Regions from separate parts of the Homo sapiens genome. Here region 1 is linked to region 2. Evidence: chromatin loops called from intact Hi-C (ENCODE). Cell type or tissue: PC-3. All regions are shown on one strand. Links, peaks and the distances in the headings refer to the core of each region. The heading gives the core; the rest is flanking DNA.

The links. Hi-C counts contacts between places; a loop is a spot of excess contacts. Peaks named below come from ENCODE experiments on the same cell type or tissue, not always from the same donor. Only the 100,000 strongest peaks of a DNase experiment are listed, where the experiment ranks them.
Region 1: a loop joins it to region 2, with 4 times the contacts of the local background. A loop is called at or near these places in 1 of 110 quality-filtered maps.

The regions. Positions count from the first base shown.
Region 1 is chr4:154,978,105-154,986,447 of GRCh38, forward strand. No RefSeq gene overlaps it. Among named protein-coding and RNA genes, the nearest start is that of RBM46, 200 kb to the left of the region's middle. In PC-3, for the core only: a CTCF peak has its summit at 4,543 (motif pointing right); a DNase peak (open chromatin) is centred at 4,557.
Region 2 is chr4:155,244,728-155,253,070 of GRCh38, forward strand. No RefSeq gene overlaps it. Among named protein-coding and RNA genes, the nearest start is that of NPY2R, 40 kb to the left of the region's middle. In PC-3, for the core only: a CTCF peak has its summit at 3,513; DNase peaks (open chromatin) are centred at 3,974 and 4,644; H3K4me3 peaks cover 1,142 bases; H3K27ac peaks cover 2,954 bases.

The DNA of each region.
Region 1 (8,343 bases), core at 319-8,318, 270 kb before region 2:
GTAGAGATGAGAAAGACCTATTTTCATAGTGAACTGCCACATTTTCTCATGGTTTATTATTTGACTCAGAATTCTCAGGCAGCAATTTAAAAAACAGTGTTTATTTTTTTAATCTACTTTGATCTCTAGTGATATCAGCATAGTTATGATAATCATCAAAATGGTTACTAAAAATATATACTGCAGGGAGAGTGTAGTGGACACTGTGGTGTGCCACCCACATTCTTCTTCAGGGAGAAGGCCCTCCTATCCCCAGCCCCTAGAAGATTTGTTGTTGACAGCTCACGGCTGTGTCACTTTCAGGAAACTGCCCAAGGATTAAGACATCATCAACCAAAGTTACAGTTCCTTCCTGGGAATAGCCCACATTCAGTGCCTGATTGTTAATGACAGAGGTGTATACAAGCCAAGACACTGTGTACACAGTGGGGAAATTCTTACTGTGGGGAATTTTTTTTTTAATTATACTTTAAGTTCTAGGGTACATGTGCACAACGTGCAGCTTTGTTACGTATGTATACATGTGCCATGTTGGTGTGCTGTACCCATTAACTCATCATTTACATTAGGTGTATCTCCTAATGCTATCCCTCACCCCTCCCCCAGCCCCATGACAGGCCCTGGTGTCTGTCCCAGCTCTAGAGCACCTGGTGGATTGGTTGAGCCCGTACAGTGTAACCTCTTTTTCTATCTAAACCAGTTTCTGTCCTCCCTCACAGGTGCTGGTCCTGAGACTGCTACCTGATTACCATTTTGCACATAAATGTCAGTCTGCTTCCTGGGGCTGACTTGAGACAGCATCTATAATACAATACAACTGTGTTCTGAACTGAGTCTCGCTCTGTAGCCCAGGCTGGAGTGCAGTGATGTGATCTCAGCTCACTGCAACCTCCACCTCCCGAGTCCTGGTTCAAGCAATTCTCCTGCCTCAGCCTCCTGAGTAGCTGGGATTACAGGTGCGTGCCACTATGCCCAGCTAATTTTTGTATTTTTAGTACAGACAGAGTTTCACCATGTTGGCCAGGCTGGTCTTGAACTCCTGACCTTGTGATCTGCCCGCCTTGGCCTCCCAAAGTGCTGGGATTACAGACATGAGCCACCATGCCCGGCCATTTCTTTTTTGTCTTCAGAAAAAAGTGAGTGGAGAAGAGTGAGTAGGTCATGAAACCTTCAACAATTTGGAACCTGACTGCTAGGCTAGTTAGTCCAAATTGAGTTCCCAGTGTGTATCCTGACATGATGCTTGGTCTTCACATAGAATGGATTCTTGGCTAAAAATCTGACATTCTTACAGATTAGGATTTTCTAAAGATTTAAGATTGTTAAAAACCAATTCCTGGGAGACAGAGTTAGGAGCACTTTATGCTCTCATGGCTTCCTGATTTTGTGCCATATTATATATGGAATTAAAATTTCCTTTTTGCCTGTTCTTTCCACTTCTGTATAGACTCTATGAAGAAAAGAACTGAGGTTTTTTTTCCCTCTATTGTATCTACAGTAGCTAGAAAAAATAATATTGATAAATATATTTGGATATATTAATATTTTATAAACAATGCAGATGAAGAAATTAAATTTTTATATTGAGCAGTAATTTTTAAAAGGCTACCAACAAGCATTTGCTGGCTAAAAACTATTTGAGCATCAATGCCCTAAGTTGGTGGCTTTTAAATTTTTCCTCTGTAACTCACAAAATATATACTGTGATATAGTTTACACAATCATGCACAGGCATATAAAACTAAAAAACACTTTTATGAAATCATTCATGTACTTACTACTTGTGTTCCACTCTGATATTTCCTATTCTATTTAATTTTATTAAAGGAAAATCATGAGTGGACCTACCAAGTCAATATTGCCCCTCACAAGTGTCATGACCAGCAGTCCAAAATGCTTTCTTGGTGCATATTGTCCATTGCTATCTTGAAAAACCCGATGTGCTAGGGAAAAAAAACATGCATACATAAAACAAGAACATATACAAAACAACAGACTGGTGGAATTCAGAGCAACACGGTGCAAACATATTGAAGGAGAAACAAGTAATGAAGAGATCTATGCAAACACTTGAGGAAGTAAGTTTTAAACTGGATTTTGTGAAGTAGATGGAATTGAATTGGCAGAAATAAAAGAGAAAAAGGAATGGACAAAATTTTAGAAGTCAGATATTTCCCAGCCCTCAATTGCTGTCAAATTGGTGTCAGTGAGAAAGTTGCAACAGATTTGGGAGAAAAATAATTTTAAAAACCAAATGGATTCTATCTTTAGATTGCTTCATCATCTTTTAAGTTCTCACTACTATTTAAAGAAAAATGAACCTTGACATGGTAGGCTCTGTTAGTGATGTGATAAACTAGAAGAAGAAATTTGGCCTAATATGAAAATATTGGTGAATGAATGTTTATTTATACCTTCAAAGTCTGTGTAGATAGCAGTTTTAAAAATGATTCTCCATTTTATCAGACTTTTATTTTTTTGGAAGAGATATTATCTCTTCAATGGTTAAGTGTCCAAGGACAGATGAAATAAAGAGCAGTTTCAAATATGAATTTAATCAGAATCTCAAGGACAGACTTCTAAAATGCAGACACGTGTATGCAGCTAAGGCTCTTTTCACATGTGTACCACTGGTGATTTATTTATTTAAAGATGGTTAATGATCCTCTCAACCTCTACTGGAGATGGTAGAGAATGAGAAATACTGTTGGAGAAACCTGTAAACCAGAGAATAAAAGAGACAGCTAGGTCCTCAGTATGAGTATATTATAAAAGAGAAGCAGACAAAAGCTTTTCTTGCTCATTATTCTGAAGAACACACTTTTAAAGTTGTTAGTTTTCTTTATCAGTGCCTGGAAGGGTTCCTGACTTTGAATCCTTCTTTATAAAGAAAACCCAGGCTGGGTGCAGTGGCTCATGCCTGTAATCCCAGCACTTTGGGAAGCCAAGGTGGGCGGGTCACCTGAGGTCAGGAGTTCAAGACCAGCCTGGCCAACATGGTGAAACCTGTCTCTACTAAAAATACAAAAATTAGCCGGCCATGGTGGTGGGTGCCTGTAATTCCAGCTACTCAGGAGGCTGAGGCAGGAGAATCACTTGAAGCTGGGGGGCAGAGGTTGCAGTGAGCTTAGATGGTGCCATTTTACTCCAGCCTGGGTGAAAGAACGAGACTCCGTCAAAAAAAAATTAAAAAATAAAAAAAGAAAGAAAGCCCAAAAATTAATTTGGAAACATAAACCAACATTTAAGAATCAGAATTTTGAACGGTTAAGAAAATAGTTAAATGGATTATGATAATTATATCAATCATCTATGGTTGTTTATAATTTCATTTTACCAGAAAATTATTGAGTCTTCACCAGGTAAAATTGATAGAAATATCTCTTTCCTGGCCTGTCCTTTATTCTATCCTACTTTTGTTATTTTATTTCTCTGATCATTTTCTTCCTGCCCTACAGCGTTCTTGTTCCATGTCTGCTAGCACTGGGAATGGTTGCTGCCTGTTGTTAGGGTGTGTATTACCAGTTTCAGAGAATTTGAATTCTTAGTATCTGTCTGCAACTGTTAAAGGGTGAGATAGAGTGGTAGCTTTTGTTCCTACTTAACCGTTTTTGAGGGGTTTTCAGAGCTGTTTTATCTATTTGGCTAAAATATTTGAAACCTTAAAAATATTTAAGACTTAGAAAATCAATTTAAAAACATAAAATAGAAGTTACAATATCAAAATTGACCACGGTTAATAATCATGTTTTCTATATTTCAAAATTGCTAATAAATTTTAACATTCTCACCACAAAAAGATGATAAATTGGTGGGGTAATGGATAGTTAATTAGCTTGATTGAATCTTCCCACTGTATACATAGATCAAAACATCACATTGTATCTCGTAATTGTGTATACACATTTATTATGTTTCAGTTAAAAATGAATAAAAGAAGATAACAAAAATTGCAATCTCAACTGGATAGTAATTTCAGAAACAAAATTATGAGTCTTTTCACATTTTATGGCACACACTTCTTTTTTTTTGTGGGGTATGGGTACATAGGAACGTGTTTGATATAGTCAATTTAGTTGATTTCCTCTTGTATCTCTGCCTCAGAGCTTTCTCCAAAGTCAAGGGAGGTAGATCAGCTCTTGCTCACAAGAGGGGTCCTGAAGTGCAGAGAAGATTATTCTGTGGGGCAACCCTTGACCAATGCGGGGTGAGAGTCCATGTGCTTCTCTGAGATCCTGTGGAATCAAGCACCTTTGCCCACTGCAGCCCCTTGATGACACGCCCTTGTACTGGCTTTTCCTCCTTCCCTGTCTCATTCTCTCCCCTTCCTCAGCCCTGCTTCCTCTGACCATTCCCCAAATAAGGACTCACGGAGACCCCATTTTACATGAGCTTCTGATAATCATGAGTAGCTCAACCTTAAACGGCTAAGTGTTCCTACAAAGGGTGGCACTTCTGGTCAAGTTGTGCCCACTGGAAAGGGCAGAGATTGTTACTGAGAGAGCGCAGGTACCTGAGAATCCCAGCATGGTGAACTGATGTTCCAGCAGAGGGCAGTGCAGCAGACTTTTTGGAGGCGAGGAACTTGAGCCCAGAGGATGCAGGTTTGAAAACAGTTTCTCATCAAGGGACATTTGGAAATCCTCATTGAAGGGCACCGAGGCGCGGGCTGTGGGAAGTTATGGGACTTTGTGTTGATGCTGCTTTTCTTGGTTATGTGGTCTTTGTCCCTTTACCTTTTTGTTTCTTCTCTGTCTTATTTTTGATGGAAAGTGAGTACTAATTTTAGCATACATATTCATTGGGGCTATTTTGAGAGACAATATCATAAGAAAAGCTTTTTTGTTTTTGATAGTCTACCATAAAGAATGTAAAGTTCTGCCAGTTTTGGCCCTCCCAGGACAGGACCACGAGGGGATTTCACCAGGTTTGGCCACAAGGTTGGATGCAGAAATGAACCAAGGGCCTAGAGCGAGTGGAGTGAGGTGACGTGCAGGAGCAAAAGAAAAGTAAGGGAAAATGAAGGAAAGGGGAGGGCAGAACAAGTGTGTTGACACTTCTGGGTATTGTTCTCTGTAAACTGGAAAATGACCCTGTAAAAATAGCAAAAAAGAAAAAAGTAGTATTTTACATCAGGCATGTTCATGATTAGATATAATTTTATTGTATCTGCACTTTTTTTCAGATTTTACAGTTCATTAAGGGAATGTCTACAAAAGGGTTTTCTCTTCCCCTGCTCTCTTCTCTCTTCTATTCCAATAAGCCTCTTCTCTGCTGTATTATGTTTTGCATTCTGAAAAATGGGTGTCTGTGTCCTGGGACGTTGAAAGGGGAATTTTCCTGCGTTTCGGAATAGAAATGGTAACCAAAAGAATTGTGATGGCCGTGAATAACCCAGACCTTTTGTGTCATGAGTATTTCTGGCACAAGGGCCACAGAAATTCTAGTCAAGATGTGTTGTAACAATAGTGCTTGAACATTAAAGGAAATGAGTTGCTGTGGTACATAAAAGGCATGCACAAAAATAGTGCATTTTAATTTAATAACCATTACATCTTCAAAGTTACATTTTGAAGAGTCCTTTGGTCAAGTGAGATTTTTCTAACTTCTCCCCAAATTGGGACTGGCCTGACACACATGTTCCAGGTATTAATTCCTTTCTCTTCCTAAGTAAATCCATTCCCTCCTAACATGCCTGAAGAATTGAGTGACTTCTTCACGTGTCTGTTTTTAATAAATCATTATGTTATTTACTGTTCTCTCAGCTGTGAGCAGGGTCCGGAACACAGAAGTACTAAGTGCTGCACTTGGGCACACAGTGTCTCCACAGAAAAGAGGCTGAAATCACATCTGCTGAGTTTTGACTGGTACTTATTGCTACTCCGGTCCAACCTGCAGTGATTCCCCAGAAACAGAGCTATCCGATGGGTCCTGTTGCTCATTAGTCTTAGAAGGGCACCTGCGGTGGTTCCATATTTACCAGGGATTTTTTTTTTTTCAAATAAAGTTATTTTCACTAATGGGAGCAAAGATGTACTCTGTTCCCCAGACCTGAGATTTGGAAGCAGGAACTGACTAGGGATGTTCCCTCCTCTATTACGCTTCCATGATTCTTGAAGGTGCCCAACCTCAGTCCATCTTACTGCTTGGGTGAGAAACCATGGTGGTCTGTGTCTGCTCCCCTAGCTCACACCCAGTGCTGAAATGTCTCGGTTTGACTGTCCTGCCCTATTTTGTGGCACGACAGCTTAGAGGTTCAGCATGTGGTTACTGAACTTATACTGCCTGGTCCAGTTCCTCATTTTACAACTCAGGGAGCTACATAACCCTGTAATGTACTGAATAGTTCTTACCCCAGAGGTAAAATCAGGTTGATGATAATAGTTCACCTCTTAGTGTTAAATGGAATAAAATTCGCAAAGTATCTGGCACACACAATTTTTTAAGGTTTCTATTTTTCTGTTTGTTTTTGATACTTCATACATGTATGTATGTTCTGTTTCTTCCTTCATCCTCCTTCCCATAGTCTGTTCAAGGCACTTGTGGGATTGTTATAATAAAGTCTCAGGCAGTCCTAAGCAAAGGGAACATGGGAAGGATGAAGAAGAATGAAGAGAATGTATCTAGAGAACTTATGTTCTATTTACATGAGATCTGAAATCTCTCTACAGTCCTCCATTCTATTGCAGTGGACACTTGAAAAGTGCTCCAGAAGCAAATGTTGCCACAGCAAACATTTCCAAGGTGCTGAGCAAAGTGAGGCAGGGCAGTGATTGCCCAGACTGTGTGAGGATCAGGACCACCTGAAGGCCTTTAAAGACTACCTGAAAGTGGCCAGTAGATCTGGGAGCGTCTTTACTTCTAAAATATTCTCCACTTGACTTAGATTTCTAAACAGGAGTTATCCTGTTTAGAAAGGCTTGCCTGGTAGTATCAACAGCAGGATTTTGGAAGAGGTGTTATAGTAAATGTGAGCACTACATGGCAATCATGCATAGAAAAAGATGCGGAATGATGTTTTCCAATACCATTATTCATCAGATAAAAGTCCAATGGTACTCTAAGTGAGCTTGACTTTTGAAATCAGCCTGTAGAACTATGTCAGTGAAAAGTCCCTTATATCAGGGACTGAAGGGTGGAAAGTAAGGACAGGGACTGGATATATTGTATTACCTATTTTATTTCTGCAACGTTGGTGTCAAATTTACTTTACTTGTTTGACATGATACACATGGGGAGGAAAATAAAAATCAGAATGACACCAAAAGGCATGTTTTCTTGGAACACACTCAATTATAATTAAGGACACCCATTACCCACCAGCAACTTTTACTGCTCAGAGAATATTGTTTCCATCTGGGGTCAGTCCTAACCCCAAAGACACAATCCCAAACACCATAATCCCAAATGTTGAAATCACAAAAGATCAAAATCCCTAAAGTCTAAAATCCCTAATATCTAAAATTCTGGAAATCACAATCCCAAAATATTAAAATTCAAATGTTGAAATTCTTTTTTTTCTTTATTTCTTCTAAAAAAATGGGATACATTTGCAGAATGTGAAGGTTTTTTATATAGGTATGCGTGTGCCATGGTGGTTTGCTGCACCTATTGACCCGCCCTCTAAGCTTTCTCCCCTCACCCCCACTCCCCAACAGGCACTGGTGTGTGCTTATTCTCCTCTCTATGCCCATGTGTTCTCAATGTGGAAATTCTGAAAGCCACATTCTAGGGAAGTGATCCATCAGTTTTCTTGGTATGCAGGATAGTTGCATCATGTTAGACGGAACTATTACATTGTTATTGTCTTTATTTGGAAATTAAGTACGTTTTAAGGAGATGCCTATGGGTGCCAAGTTGAGAGGAAGTGGACTTGTGGACTTAATTTTAGGTGTCATCGATTTTGACTGGATTAAGGGATATCTGGAAAGCTGGTAAAGCACTATTTAGGGCATGTCTGTGAGGGTGGTTCCAGAGGAGATGAATGTGTGAGTCTGAGTGGACTAGGTAGGGGCAGATCAGCGCTCAGTGTTGCTGGACACCATCCAGTCAGCTAGGGGCCTTGGAGAGAACAAATTCAGAAAGTGAATTGGTCTCTCTCTGAGAGCTGGGACAGACTTTGCTTCTGGGTGCCTTGGAGATCAGATCTCCAGGCTCACTGGCCTTTGGGCTTCAGGACTTACATCAGCAGTCCCCCATGTCCTGAGGTTTTGGCCTCAGAATGAGAACGACACAATCAGCTTCCCTGGGTCGGAGGCTTTGGGGTTTGACTAGACCATGCTACCAGCATCCCAGGGTCTCCAGCTTGCTGATGGCCTATTGTGGGGCTTCTCAGACACCCTA
Region 2 (8,343 bases), core at 287-8,286:
TGCATGACTAAACCTTGTTGGTTACAGTATTTTATAGTTTTGGTAGAATGGTGCTGGTTTGGAGTGGGCTTAAAGAGACAATAGAAGTGGGAGAATTGGAGAAAAACTACAAATAACTCTTTGGGGGAATTTTGCTTAAAATCAAGCAAAACAATGGAAAAGCGCTATTGGACAAAACAGGATCAAGAGCGTTCTTTTAATGAGAGAAAAAGGGCATATTTGTACACTAAGGAGAATGGTGTGAGAGACAGAGGGGGAGGAAAGACAGAAAGAGAAGAGAATTGCTGGAGAAATTGAGTGATGGTGGGATCCGGTGCACATATGCAAGAACTAGCTTGAGACAGGCTTGTGTAGTCAAACCACAGTCAGAGCAGGGGACAGTGTAAGAGGGTGCAGAGGCTGGTAGGTGCAGTTTGAGGCATCCAGAACTTTTCTTCTGATTGCTTCCGTTTCTTCAGTGACTCTGGAACAAGGTCTTTATCTGAGAGTGAGAACGGAGGAGGAAGAGCGTTGAAAAAAAGAGAAGGTATGAAATAGACATTTAGAAAAGAAAGAGAGAAGGGATAAGGGATAGTGTCCCAGGCATTTCGCAATAAAGCCATATTAAATTGAACTTCAAGTCCTGTACTTATGAACTCAAATCCAGTATCTCATCTCCATTTCCACTATTGTTACCCTAGCTCAAACTGCCACTCTCTCTTGCCTAAACTCCTAAACTGGCCTCCTATTGGCTTACACATGTCCACTCATGCTGCTCTCCAATCCATTCTTCTCATTGCAGTGAGGGTCATCTTTTCAATTGGGTATGTTCATGATCCTGCTCCATTTAAAACTCTAAGCCCATGCAAGATACAAGCAACCCCTTCTATGACATCTTCACCTCAACTCTTTGTTCCTCCCTCACACTTAGCAGTTCTACAGCAATGGCTTTTTTCACTCTCTTAATGAGCAGTGTTTCCTCATCTCATGTGGCTTCATAAATGCTGCCTGGAAAAATCTTTCTCTGTATCTTATTTCTATTTTTCCTTTATATTTCAGTTGAATTGTCACTTTCTCGAGGAAACCTTCACTAGTATCTTTAATTAATTTAATTTCCCTGTTAAATTCTTTTATGGTGCCATGTACTTTTTGCAGTTGTAATTTTATTATAAATTTACTTGTGAGATCATTTGATTAAAGAATTTTCCCTGCTGAACTGGGGAGCTCTGAGAGAGTTAGGACTATGCTTGCTTTTGCCCACCAGTGTATTGCTACATAGTAAGTAAATCATGTCTGGCACACAATGGACCTCAATAAATATTTGTCAAATTAATTTTGACTGAGTAAATCTCATGGGTACCAATTATCAAAATTCACTACCTGTAGAATTCTGAGCTACATTCTTTATAAAATTCATTTCATCTTTATAAAAACTTATACAGTAAAAATTATTGTCTAATTTTAAAGATGGAGAAATTGAGACTTAGAGATGTCTCTCTAGGTCTTTGGAGAACTCTTAAGTAAGTTCCCCAAAGTTATCCAGCTGATATTTAAGCCAGACAAATTTGACTCCAAAAGAACATACCATTAATCACTCTGAATTGTGATTTTTACCAAGTTGCTCATTTACTGCCTGATTTTTGTTCCCCTCTTTCAGCTTAGATAATGTATCCGTTCCTTTTTAGAATACTTCAATTTGCACAATATACCTGATTAACTTAAAATAATTTGTTTTGTAGGCACATGTTTCAGGACTTTATATTATCAAAACAAGTGCTCATTCTTCTTGGCCAAAATAAATAGCATTCCGGTTGTATATGTGTATTAGTCCATTTTCACACTGCTGATAAAGACATACCCGAGACTGGGAAGAAAAAGAGGCTTAATTAGACTTATAGTTCTACATGGCTGAGGAGGCCTCAGAATCATGGCGGGAGGTGAAAGGGACATCTTACATGGCAGCAGCAAGAGAAAATGAGGACGATGCAAAAGCGGAAACTCCTGATAAAACCATCAGATCTCACGAGATTCATTCACTACCATGAGAACAGTATGGGGGATCCGCACCCATGAGTCAAATTATCTCTCACCGGTCCCTCCCACAACACATGGGAAGTATGGGAGTACAATTCAAGATGAGATTTGGGTGGGGTCACATGGCCAAACCATATCATTCTGCTCCTGGCCCCTCCAAATCTCATGTCCTCACATTTCAAAACCAATCATGCCTTCCTAACAGTCCCCCAAAGTCTTAACTAATTTCAGCATTAACCCAAAAGTCCACACACAGTCCAAAGTCTCATCTGAGACAAGGCAAGTCCCTTCCACCTATGAGCCTGTAAAATCAAAAGCAAGCTAGTTACTTCCTAGATATAATGGGGGTACAGGTATTGGATAAATACAGCCATCCAAATGGGAGAAATTGGCCAAAACAAAGTAATTACAGGGCCCTTGCAAGTCTAAAATCCAGTGGGGCAGTCGAATTTTAAAGCTCCAAAATGATCTTCTTTGACGCCAGGTCTCACATCCAAGTCATGCTGATGCAAGAGGTAGGTTCCCATGGTCTTGGGCAGCTCCACCCCTGTGGCTTTACAGGGTACAGCCACCCTCCAGGCTGCTTTCATGGGCTGGCGTTTAGTGTCTATGGCTTTTTCAGGTGAATGGTACAATCTGTCGGTGGATCTACCATTCTGGGATTTGGAGGACAGTGGCCCTTTTCTCACAGCTCCACTACGCAGTTCCCCAGTAGGGACTCAGTATGGGGGCTTCAACCCCACATTTCCATTCTGCACTGCCGTAACAGAGATTCTCTGTGAGCGCCCCACCCCTGCAGCAAACTTCTGCCTGGGCATCCAGGCATTTCCAGGAGTCAGGAGTCAGGAGTTTGAGGCCAGCCTGGCCAACATGGGGAAACCCCATCTCTACTAAAAATATAAAAAAATTAGCCAGGTGTGGTGGTGAGTGCCTGTAATCCCAGATACTCAGGAGGTTGAGGCAGGAGAATCGCTTGAACCCAGAACGTGGAGGTTGCAGTGATCCGAGATTGGGCCACTGGGCCACTGCACTGCAGCCCAGGCAACAGAGTAAGATCCCATCTCAAAAAAAAAAAAAAAAAAAAGGCAGAAAAGGATTAATGTTTTAGATAAAACAATAGTAATGCTAAAGTTTAAAGTTATATAATTCTATAGAACATCTATGTTTCATCTCCAAAATAATTTTACAGTACAGATTCATTACAAACAAATGAGATTTTCAGCTCTCAGTGTGCCTGTGAACTAGTTAAAGCAAGAGAACATTAAATTACAGGCTTACTAATTTATATTCTTGATTTTACACTGACCAAAGCAATAAAATCCTTCCAGGCCACTTTACTTTGAAACTACCAACCTTAAGGCATTTTTAAAGTATAAAGAGTCAATCTCTAGTCATTCAAAGAACTGCTTGCTTCCCACAAGCATGCTATTGTGAGCAGATCCTCCTTTTCTTACACATAAGAGTGCAACAGGGCCACCTGTGGCGAAGAACTGGAGCCACCACTAATTATCTCAGGCAGAATCAGTCAGAAACTTTGTGACCTAGGCTAATTTCACCATCAGTCTTTAAGGCATTATATTTTCGGTAGGGTGAATGGCAATTAAACTGTGTGAATTCCCATTATGGACATTTATCAGAACTGAAAAGTACAGGGGCTGCAAGTCATTTTAAATTCATGAGTGGGGGAAGCAGCAGTGAGCAGGCACTTGACCACATTGAGCTTGTATTAGATCCATTTTGGGGTTAATAAAGCCACAGGGATGTTGTGTTAGCCCTAATCGTAGGTCTTGGCTGAGTAGTCTCAGTCCGCATTTCCCAAACGGTTCATTACTCTTACATAGTCATTTCCTAAATGTTCATTGACTTCTCTGCCACTCAGAAAGGGCACACAGAATCCTCTTTCTTTTGCTCTCGCATGCGTACTCACGAATTTATGAGAATTTTTTGACAAGCCATTGCTTCAGATTTGAACAGGAGGCACCATGATTCATGTAAAATGCAGTATTTCATCAAAGGATGTGAAAAATGTTTCTGGCAGGACTTCTGATATCCTGTGCCAGACTGACCACAAGTCCCTGCCTTGGCATCGTAGTGCCAATATAAAAGCCAGGGTAAAATATTATCTTTCAAAATGTAAGGCTCCAGTGACCTTTAGTACTTTTACCAACAAAAGCTATTTTCACAGTTATAATTCAAGCATCCAGATTTCCCCACTGCTTAATACACCTGTAGTTGCAAAGAAGTCATTTGGGATGAGTATTGGTCACTTCAACTCATATAGGTGCTTTTTCGTTTATGGCAGACCTTCTAAAACAGAGGATCCAACTCTCAGGAGATCTAAGGCAACCAAAAAGTGGGTTCTTTGTATTCAGAACATGTGTTAAAAACGAAAAACTCTCATAGTGAAGCCAAAGCACATTAATCCTCCTAATCTGCTTTCAGAGTAATGAGGCACAAGCCTTTGTCGCTGGCATGCTCTGTCTGCCGTGCTAACACAGTCAGTGGTAATCACAGCCACCACTCACAATTAGGAAGGCTAAAGGCAAAGAACTAGGGTGAGAGGTGACTACACCACCATCCCGGTCTTCCTGTACCCTTTCCAATTGTCTCGTCTGGAGTTACCCATGAGCTATTTAAGTGAAGGGTTAGGTGAGTTACTTCTGATTCACTGTAAAGAGCAAGGAAAGCCATTTGCTCTTGAGCAAACATTTCCAACGCTTATGTAAATAACATAATCCATTTAAAATTATGTCTAGGAAAATAATCATTTAGAAATGTGTTGTCAGGAGAAATCATCGTACCATATCTGCATGAATAGGATACATAGGTCACTGTAGGCAAAACAGCTCTTCAACACTACTGTCATTTTGAGTGCATGAAGCTAAGAAGAAAAGTCTTGTTTAGGTTTATTTTTTCCCTTAAACTTTTCAGTTTATCCTCACTCAGTTCTTCTCCAATAAATGGGAATTCTCTGTTTAGCCAGTTTTATTTTTGATTTTTGCTTCTGCCATCACAGTGCAGTATGGGGTGTTGGAATCCTGAAGTATTGTTCCGTAATGTCTCTTACCACAGCTTATTTCTCAAACTGTACTGGGATTTTCTGAAAATGTTCCAGTAAGTCCAGTATTTTATGATAATTTTTACATTTTTTATTATAAAAATTTTTTAAGTGTATTATAAGCATATCTGGAATCATTAAGATTGTTTTGTAACCTAAAACTACCAGAAAATTTATTTGTATTTATTTATATCAAATGTGGCTGCTCTATGTTAAGACTATTACCACAATACTTTGTGCAAATGAAATGTTTTTAAAAGTTCAAATAGATATAAGCAATAAAATAATTTGTCCTCACTCATTCTTGGTAGTAAAGACATGCCCAATTAAACAACAAACAGAAGACAACCTGCATTCTGGCAGTCAGGACCATATTCACATTATGTGAGAATGTATTTGGGAGATCCCACATTTGTAGATAGAAGAAAGACTAAAGCAGTTCATTGATAATACATGTTTAAGCAATGAAGGCTTATTTTGTTCTTGATTTCAATAATTGCTTTATATACTGTTGACACTCTTGGTTACCCACCAGACATCCATCACTCCTCCTCTTCCTCTTTCATGGCATGTGATTATGTTAGCCCTCTGTCCGCCTGCATGGCCCTACCCCAGTTCCTATCCCTTGTCCCTTTCTTTTCTCTTATAATTTAGATACTAGGAAAGTCTTCTGGAAGTCAGGGATTATAAACTCCATACTTGCGGTTCTGTGTAATACCCAACATATATACATTCACAAACTACAAAAACTGAAATGGTACTTCTGAAACTTAATCTAGTGCTTCACCCTATGCTTCAAAAAGATCAGCAAATGATCTAGAAAATAAACTTGAATATAACTCTACCAATTTTTAGTAACATGCTCATGCAAATAGTCGGTCTTTACATGAATATTGTTAAAGGGCAATTCAGAAACTAATTTAATATAAAAGTGAACTTAGTTACATCATTCCACTATTAAAACCAACTTTAATTTTAAATTTGGCAAAATAATATCATATCTTAGATTAAATTAATATTATTAATATGAATTTCCTTGGCATCATTGTTTGTTCACAGTTAATTTGTACATTAGTTTTGGTTTTAAAATTGACCAAACCCCACATGCAAAATGTGTTTAAACCTGCTTAACAGACTGTCAGGCTTCACTGACTATTTAGTCTAATGGATAATTTAGACTGGAGAGAGAGAGAGAGAAAAAGAGAGGGAGAGAGAGAATAAACCACAATGGTTAATGGCATAGAATGCAGAGGAAGAATTCTGTATTTGAACTTTAACTTCACCCCTCAGAAAATTTGTGACACTGGGAAAATATGAAACTCTCCATAAAAAGAAAATAATACCAGCACTTCCCTAGTTTGTCATTAGGATTAGATCAGTTAATACATGTGAAGGACTTAAAATAGTACTTGGCACATGGTATGTGCAAGAATTACTTTTTTCTGTTCTCATTACTATTCTTTATTATTTAATTATTTTATCATATGCAATAATTGAAGTGGTTATTTACTGGAGGGACCAGCCTTGAGCTGATAATTGTAAAGCATCCAAGAAAAAAAATTCTGATGTCCATAATTTTATGTCTAAGGAAGCTACCTTAAGACTGGCCATTCTGCTATGATTCCTAGGTACTAACCAAGTTTGAATTCGGTGTATAAAGCTAAACACAGCCCACATAAACTTACCTTCTGCATAAATGTTTTTGCTGAGTTAATTTCTGGTGTTTTGCCCTTGGCTATTACAAGGAGATGACATTTTAAATGACCATATTTGTTTGCAATAAATGCTAGGTTATTCACGATCTGTTACTTCCTCCCACACACCAAGTTCCCAGAAGGCACAATTCAAACTCATTTTTCAGAAAAATTAGAAACTTGTATTTGAATTTATGAATAATTATGCCAGCTTAGCTCTAGGGACATTATGCTTTGGTTTGGTTACCGGAGGATACACCTCTTACAGCTTTGCCTTGCCCAGTGACTTATACTACCAACTCCAGCTTTGTTCTGCATGTTCCCTGGACACTTAAAAGAAAATGATCTGCTGTATGGGACTGGGGCTCCAATTAGCATCTTTTTTGCTTAATTTATACTATTTTCTTGACAGGTGATCAGCATGTAGACTTGTGTGGCCTATCAATGGAGAAGACATTTATTATTCTCTTTGCCCAGTTCTTACCCTTGTTTGGATAATCTTCAAAATGTGGCTTCCAGATATGCAGATAAATGTTAAAACACTTTGCTAATGCTTCTGCTGTCTGTACAAGAACCATGCCTTTATAAGAATATTGAACACCAGAAGGACTTGGTCCACAAGGAGACCCCATTGCTGAGGAGCTAATGTCTTGAAAGTGCATTAAAAGTCTATTTTACTAATCACCGGGGAAATGGCAATCAAACCCACAATGACATATCGTCTCACATCTGTTAGGATAGCTATTATTAAAAAGACAAAAGATAACAAATATTGGTGAGAATGTGGAGAAATGGGAACCCTTGTACACTGGTGATAGAAATGGAAAACGGTGCAGCCACTATGGCAAACAGCATGACACTTCCTCAAAAAATTAAAAACAGAGCTACCATATCATCCAGCAATCCCACTTCTGAGTCTTTGTCCAAAAGATTTGAAATCAGTATCTCGAAGAGATATTTGTAGAGTATTTCTCCCTTATCTTCAGTTTCACTTTCCCTGGTTTCAGTTACACACAGTCAATGGCAGTCTGAAAATGTTGAGTGGAAAATTTCAGAAATAAACAATTTATGAGGTTTAAATTGCAGACTATTCTGCCTGGTGTGATGAAATCATTTACCATCCTACCCTGTCCCACCCAAAACATGAATTTGCACATGCCAAAAAGAAGCAATACAGTGCTTCCTCTAAGTAAAAAGGTGAAAATTATTGACTTAATGAGGAAAGAAAAAAATTCAGATGCTGAGTTTACTAAGATCTATAATAAGAACAAATCTTCTATTAGTGAAATTTAAAGGAGGAAAAAGAAATGTGTGCAAGTACAGTTGACCCTTGAACAATGCAAGGGTTAGGGTTGCCAACCCCTGTACAGTTGAAAATCTGTGCATAAACTTTTGACTCCCCCAAAAGTTAACTACTAATAGCCTGCTGTCCATCAGAAACCTTACCTATAACATAAGACAGTTGATTAACATGTATTTTGTTTGTTGTATTTATTATATACTTTATATTACAATAAAGTAAGCTAAAGAAAATATTTTATTGAGAAAATCATAATAAAAAGAAAATATATTTAGTAT